Linked DNA regions of Homo sapiens: region 1 is linked to region 2. Evidence: read pairs that join two places in POLR2A ChIA-PET (ENCODE). Cell type or tissue: Caco-2. All regions are shown on one strand. Links, peaks and the distances in the headings refer to the core of each region. The heading gives the core; the rest is flanking DNA.

Evidence for each region. ChIA-PET counts read pairs that join two places held together with the same protein. Peaks named below come from ENCODE experiments on the same cell type or tissue, not always from the same donor. Only the 100,000 strongest peaks of a DNase experiment are listed, where the experiment ranks them.
Region 1: POLR2A ChIA-PET joins it to region 2 with 6 read pairs; 3 of 35 experiments call an interaction of 5 or more read pairs at or near these places.

Annotation. Positions count from the first base shown.
Region 1 is chr19:38,361,571-38,364,475 of GRCh38, forward strand. It overlaps CATSPERG (catsper channel auxiliary subunit gamma), which reads left to right. Exons shown (of 29, transcript NM_021185.5): 17 at 78-291; 18 at 640-702; 19 at 806-1,004; 20 at 1,144-1,262. Among named protein-coding and RNA genes, the nearest start is that of PSMD8, 12 kb to the right of the region's middle. RefSeq lists an enhancer at 415-1,356 and a silencer at 1,089-1,168. In Caco-2, for the core only: a CTCF peak has its summit at 237; DNase peaks (open chromatin) are centred at 441 and 1,081; H3K4me3 peaks cover 1,551 bases.
Region 2 is chr19:37,941,870-37,944,774 of GRCh38, forward strand. The region is part of intron 1 of SIPA1L3 (signal induced proliferation associated 1 like 3); the gene reads left to right. Among named protein-coding and RNA genes, the nearest start is that of SIPA1L3, 36 kb to the left of the region's middle. In Caco-2, for the core only: no CTCF peak of the experiment used is centred there; a DNase peak (open chromatin) is centred at 1,752.

The DNA of each region.
Region 1 (2,905 bases), core at 124-2,623, 420 kb after region 2:
GGGAAAGAGGCCTGCGGAAGCTTCCAGTGCGCGGGGTGCCTTAGAGCCAGCAGCCTTTCCCCCTTGCCACTGCCCAGGGGCTACTTGATGCTCTCCTTCATCGACTTCTGCCCCTTCTCGGTGATGCGCCTGCGGAGCCTGCCCAGTCCGCAGAGATACACGCGCCAGGAGCGCTACCGGGCGCGGCCGCCGCGCGTCCTGGAGCGCTCGGGCTTCCACAACGAGAACTCGCTCGCCATCTACCAGGGCCTGGTCTACTACCTGCTGTGGCTGCACTCCGTGTACGACAAGGTGGGCGTCCGGCGGCGGGCGGGCAGGCCTGAGACGGGACTGGGGCAGCCGGGAGCTGGCTTAGAGGGCGAGGCCTGTGGAGCGGAGCGCAGCGGGATTGGAGAACAGGACTGGTGGTGGGTGGGCGGGGGACCTGGGGGCGGGGCCTGGCTTGAGCAGGACTTCCAGGGGAAGGCGTTGGGGGTGTGGCCGGGTTGAAAGCAGGGTTTGGGGATGGGCTGGGGTGTGTATCTTCTGCTCTGGGTTGGGGGCTGGCTTTGAGGCTAGGAGGTGGTCTGGGGATGCCGCTTGCCTGGAGGCTCTCGCCCCGCTGCCCAATCCCTTCACGGTGCCGGGCGATCCCTGCAGCCGTACGCGGACCCGGTGCACGACCCCACCTGGCGCTGGTGGGCGAACAACAAACAAGACCAGGTAGGCGGAGCGGATTGGGAGCCGGGAAAGGGGCGGCGCCCGGACACCCCTCACCGTGCCCCACCCCCGGCGCTGACTCTGCCCCGCGCATCCGGTACCCCAGGATTACTACTTCTTCTTGGCGAGCAATTGGCGAAGCGCGGGCGGCGTGTCCATAGAAATGGACAGCTACGAAAAGATCTACAACCTCGAGTCCGCGTACGAGCTGCCGGAGCGCATTTTCCTGGACAAGGGCACTGAGTACAGCTTCGCCATCTTCCTGTCGGCGCAGGGCCACTCGTTCCGGACGCAGTCAGAACTCGGTCTGCGCGGGACCAGAGTGGAGCCCGAAGGGCGGGGCGAGGGCTACCAGAATCTGGGAGCCTGGGGGGCGGGGACACCATCGGAGGGGCGGGGCCTGTCTGTGAGGGAGGCCTTAACCCCGTTTACTGCCCGGAGCAGGCACCGCCTTCCAGCTGCATAGCCAGGTGGACGTGGGCGTGGTGCTGGCCGACCCCGGCTGCATCGAGGCCTCGGTGAAGCAGGAGGTCCTGATTAATCGCAACTCGGTGCTATTTTCGGTGAGGCCCCCCGGGGAGTTGGGATCAAGGGAGGTTTTGTTTTTTTTTTTTTTTTTTTTTTTTGGAGACAGGGTCTTGCTCTGTCGCTCAGGCTGGAGTGCCAGTGGAGCGATCACTGCATTCTTGGCCTCCTGGGCTCAAGCGATCCTCCTCCCTCAACCTCCTGAGTAGCTGGGACTGCAGGCACGCACCACAGTGCCCAGTGAACTTTTTGTTTTTCTTTTGAGACGGAGTCTTGCTCAGTCGCCCAGGCTGGAGTGCAATGGCACGATCTCGGCTCACTGTAACCTCTGCCTCCCAGATTCAACCGAGTCTCCTGCCTCAGCCTCCCTAGTAGCTGAGATTACAGGTGCATGCCACTACACCCAGCTAATTTTTTGTATTATTAGTAGCGATGGGGTTTTACCATGTTGGCCAGGCTAGTCTTGAACTCCTGACCTCAAATAATCTGCCCACTTTGGCCTCCCAAAGTGCTGGGATTACAAGCGTGAGCCACTGCACCCAGCCTTAACTTTTTATTTTTTGTAGAGACGGGGGTCTCCCTATGTTGCCCAGGCTGGCCTCGAATTCCTGGACTCAAGAGATCCTCATGCCTCGGCGTGAGGTGTGAGGTGTGAGGCATGAACCACCCTGTGCTTGGCCCCGTTAGCCTATTCCTTTTTTTTTTTTTTTTTTTTATTGATCATTCTTGGGTGTTTCTAGGACAATAGTGGAGGGAAGGTCAGCAGATAAACAAGTGAACAAAGGTCTCTGGTTTTCCTAGGCAGAGGACCCTGGGGCCTTCCGCAGTGTTTGTGTCCCTGGGTACTTGAGATTAGGGAGTGGTGATGACTCTTAACGAGCATGCTGCCTTCAAGCATCTGTTTAACAAAGCACATCTTGCACCGCCCTTAATCCATTTAACCCTGAGTGGACACAGCACATGTTTCAGAGAGCACAGGGTTGGGGGTAAGGTCACAGATCAACAGGATCCCAAGGCAGAAGAATTTTTCCCAGTACAAAACAAAATGAAAAGTCTCCCATGTCTACTTCTTTCTACACAGACACGGCAACCATCCGATTTCTCAATCTTTTCCCCACCCTTCCCCGCTTTCCACTCCACAAAACCGCCATTGTCATCATGGCCCGTTCTCAATGAGCTGTTGGGCATACCTCCCAGACGGGGTGGTGGCCGGGCAGAGGGGCTCCCCACTTCCCAGCAGGGGCGGCCGGGCAGAGGTGCCCCTCACCTCCCGGACGGGGCAGCTGGCCGGGCGGGGGGCTGACCCCCCCACCTCCCTCCCGGACGGGGCGGCTGGCCTGGCGGGGGCTGACCCCCACCTCCCTCCAGGACGGGGTGGCTGCCGGGCGGAGACGCTCCTCACTTCCCAGACAGGGTGGCTGCCGGGCGGAGGGGCTCCTCATTTCTCAGACGGGGCGGTTGCCAGGCGGAGGGTCTCCTCACTTCTCAGACAGGGCGGCTGGGCAGAGACGCTCCTCACCTCCCAGATGGGGTCGCGACCGGACAGAGGCGCTCCTCACATCCCAGACGGGGCAGCGGGGCAGAGGCACTCCCCACATCTCAGACGATGGGCGGCCGGGCAGAGACGCTCCTCACTTTCCAGAGTGGGCAGCCAGGCAGAGGGGCTCCTCACGTCCCAGAC
Region 2 (2,905 bases), core at 250-2,749:
CAAGCCCTGGTAACCTGGCCAGGGGCGAGCCCTGACCCCAGCCACTGTTGTCTGGGTCATAAATTCTTGAGAGCAGTAGCACGCTTGAAATCATTTAGATGCTTTGGGATCAGTTATTCATTATATTGCACGATATCTAAGGGCCTCTTTGCTGCTAGAGATTACAACACATTCCTCCTGGGGGCAGAAGATTTATTGTGCAGTGATGTGCAAACTCATTCATTCATTCCATTGTTAACTTCTTCATTCAGCAAATATTTACTGAACATCACATATGCTTCCAGTGCCGGGGACGGAGCCCGATAAGGTCTGTCCTCCTGGAGTTCATTGTTTAGGTTGGGGGACACAGTCAAGGAAGAAGTAAACAGATTAATAAGATAATTCCAGATGGGGATGAATAATGCTGTGGAGTCAGGAAAGCAGAATGGCGAGAGAGACACGCCTGGAAGTAGAAGGGATTGTGGGAGGCTGGAAAACTGGGGTCGTTGGGGGAGAGCCTCCTCGGGGTGGTGACATGCCAGCTGAGAGTGGAGTGGTATGCAAAGGTGCCAGCCTTGTGAAAGATCAGGGAAGAGCTTTCCCAGCAGAGGGAACAGCAGGTGCAAAGGCGCTGAGGCTGGAATGAGTTTGACGTGTGAAGGAGTGTGGGGTGGGGGTGGGAAGGAGGGGGAGGGCAGGAGACGGGGGTGGCGGGGGAGCCTGGTGAGGGTGTGGGTTTGATTCAGAGTGTCCTCCCATGCCCTCTGGCTACGGCGTGGAGCATAGATTGAAGGTGGGAGTGGAAGTAGGGCAGTGAGGGGCAGCCTGTTTTGCAGTGAGGAGAGAAGTAGAGTCCCGGATGAGAGTGGTGGCAATGGGGACAAGAAGTGGGTGGCCCAACAGAACTTGTTTAGGGATTGGTCATGCTGGGTGGTGAGTGGGTTGAAAGGTTTACCAGCGGGTTCAGGCTTTGGTCTGCAGGATTTTGTGGTAGTAAGGATAGCCCCAGTCCCCTTTAACATGGGCTGAGGTTTTCTTTCAATTTTTGTATTTTTAGTAGAGACAGGTTTTCCAGGCTGGTCTGGAATCCTGGCCTCAAGTGATCCTTCTGCCTCGGCCTCCCAAAGTGCTGGGATTAGATGCGTGAGCCACACCCAGCCTCTTTCTCTCTCTCTCTCTCTCTCTCTTTTTTTTTTTTTTTTTTTTGTAGAGACAGGGTCTTGCTGCATTGCCCAAGCTGGTATCAAACTCCTGGCACCAGGTGATCCTCCTGCCTTGGCCTCCCAAAGTTGCTGGGATTCTAGGCGTGAGTCACTCTGCCTGGCCAAGAGCTGAGGTTTTCTACTACACACATCTCGTCTAGCCCTCATATGGTAGACTCTTAATGCCCATTTCAACCCCGAAGAAACTGAGGCCCAGAGAAGTGAAGTCCTTAATCCTTGTCACATAGGCTGTTGGGGCTGGATTGGAACGTGGATAGCCCCACCCACAGTCCGACCACGCTCTCTTCTTCTCCCTCACTCCAACTACAGCTGTTAATTCATGGTATTGACACAGCCTGTGTCCAGGAGGAGCCAAATGTCAGTGTCATACATTTCTGAAGTCAAGAGGGGATCAAATCCACATCAGTGGCCTTTTCACCATTCCCACTAACCTGGATTCCAACACACCTTTTATGACAGTAATTATTACAGGGCAGAAAACGGGGACTTTCGATTGCTGACCACTTTACACGAGGCCCAGATAAGGTGTGCATCTAGGCCCTGGACTTTGAGCCCTGAGCCTGCTTAACTGATTGGGCTGAAAGTGTTCTCACCCATCAAATCCTCCTTATCACCTTCTCCAGAACTCCAGCTGTAAAGGGAGCTCACCACTCACAGGGTGTGTGTTGTATGTGACACCTCAGCCAGCCAAATGGCTTTACTTGGTGTCCTCTCAGAAGAGGTGTGACCTCCTTCTCTTAGCGTGGTCTCCTGTGGAAAGTCATGTTGAGTTTGGTGCTGCCTCTGCTTGCGTTTAGGCCTCTTGACAAGGATTGTATGTTGATCAATTTTTTAAAAGTGTTTTTAAAAAATCTTTACTGCTTTAAAATGTACAGAAGCCACACGCTGGCTGTAACCCGTTCCAACAGCAGAGCAGTATGTAGAGAAAGCATGGGCCGGACACGCCTGTAATCCCAGCACTTTGGGAAGCCTAGGTGGGCGGATCACCTGAGGTCAGGAGTTCGAGACCAGCCTGGCCAACATGGCGAAACCGCATCTCTACTAAAAATAAAAAAAATTAGCCAGGTGCAGAGGCATGCGCCTGTAATCCCAGCTACTTGGGAGGCTGAGACAGGAGAATCGCTTGAACCCAGGAGGTGGAGGTTGCAGTGAGCTGAGATCGCACCACTGCACTCCAGCCTGGGTGACAGAGTGAGACTCCGTCTCAAAAAAAAAAAAAAAGCATGAAGATCTGCTTCATTGTCTTGACCTAGTGGCCTGGCTTTGCCCCCAGGTCCTGCCCAGATGCATATTAAGTGCACACTTCCAGGTCTTGGTCTGTGCAGTGGATTGTTTGTTAAGAGCCAGGGTGCCTGGGTTCAAGTCCTAGTATTGCTGTGTACTGACTGTGTGAACTTGGGCCTTTACTTAATCTCCCTGTGCCTTGATTTCTCCATCTTTAAAATGATGGTGATGATCCCAACCTCATAGGCTTTTAAGGATTTACCCTGTTAATGTATTAATATGTAAAAGAATAGTGCCTAGCATGTTTGTTAAGTACAGGTGATCCTTGATGGGGTTATGTTCTGATGCACCTGTTATACGCTGAAATTACCCTTAAGTCAAAAGTGCATTCACACCTGTCATCCCAGCACTTTGGGAGGCTGAGGCGGGCAGATCACTTGAGGTCAGGAGTTCGAGACCAGCCTGGCCAACATGGTGAA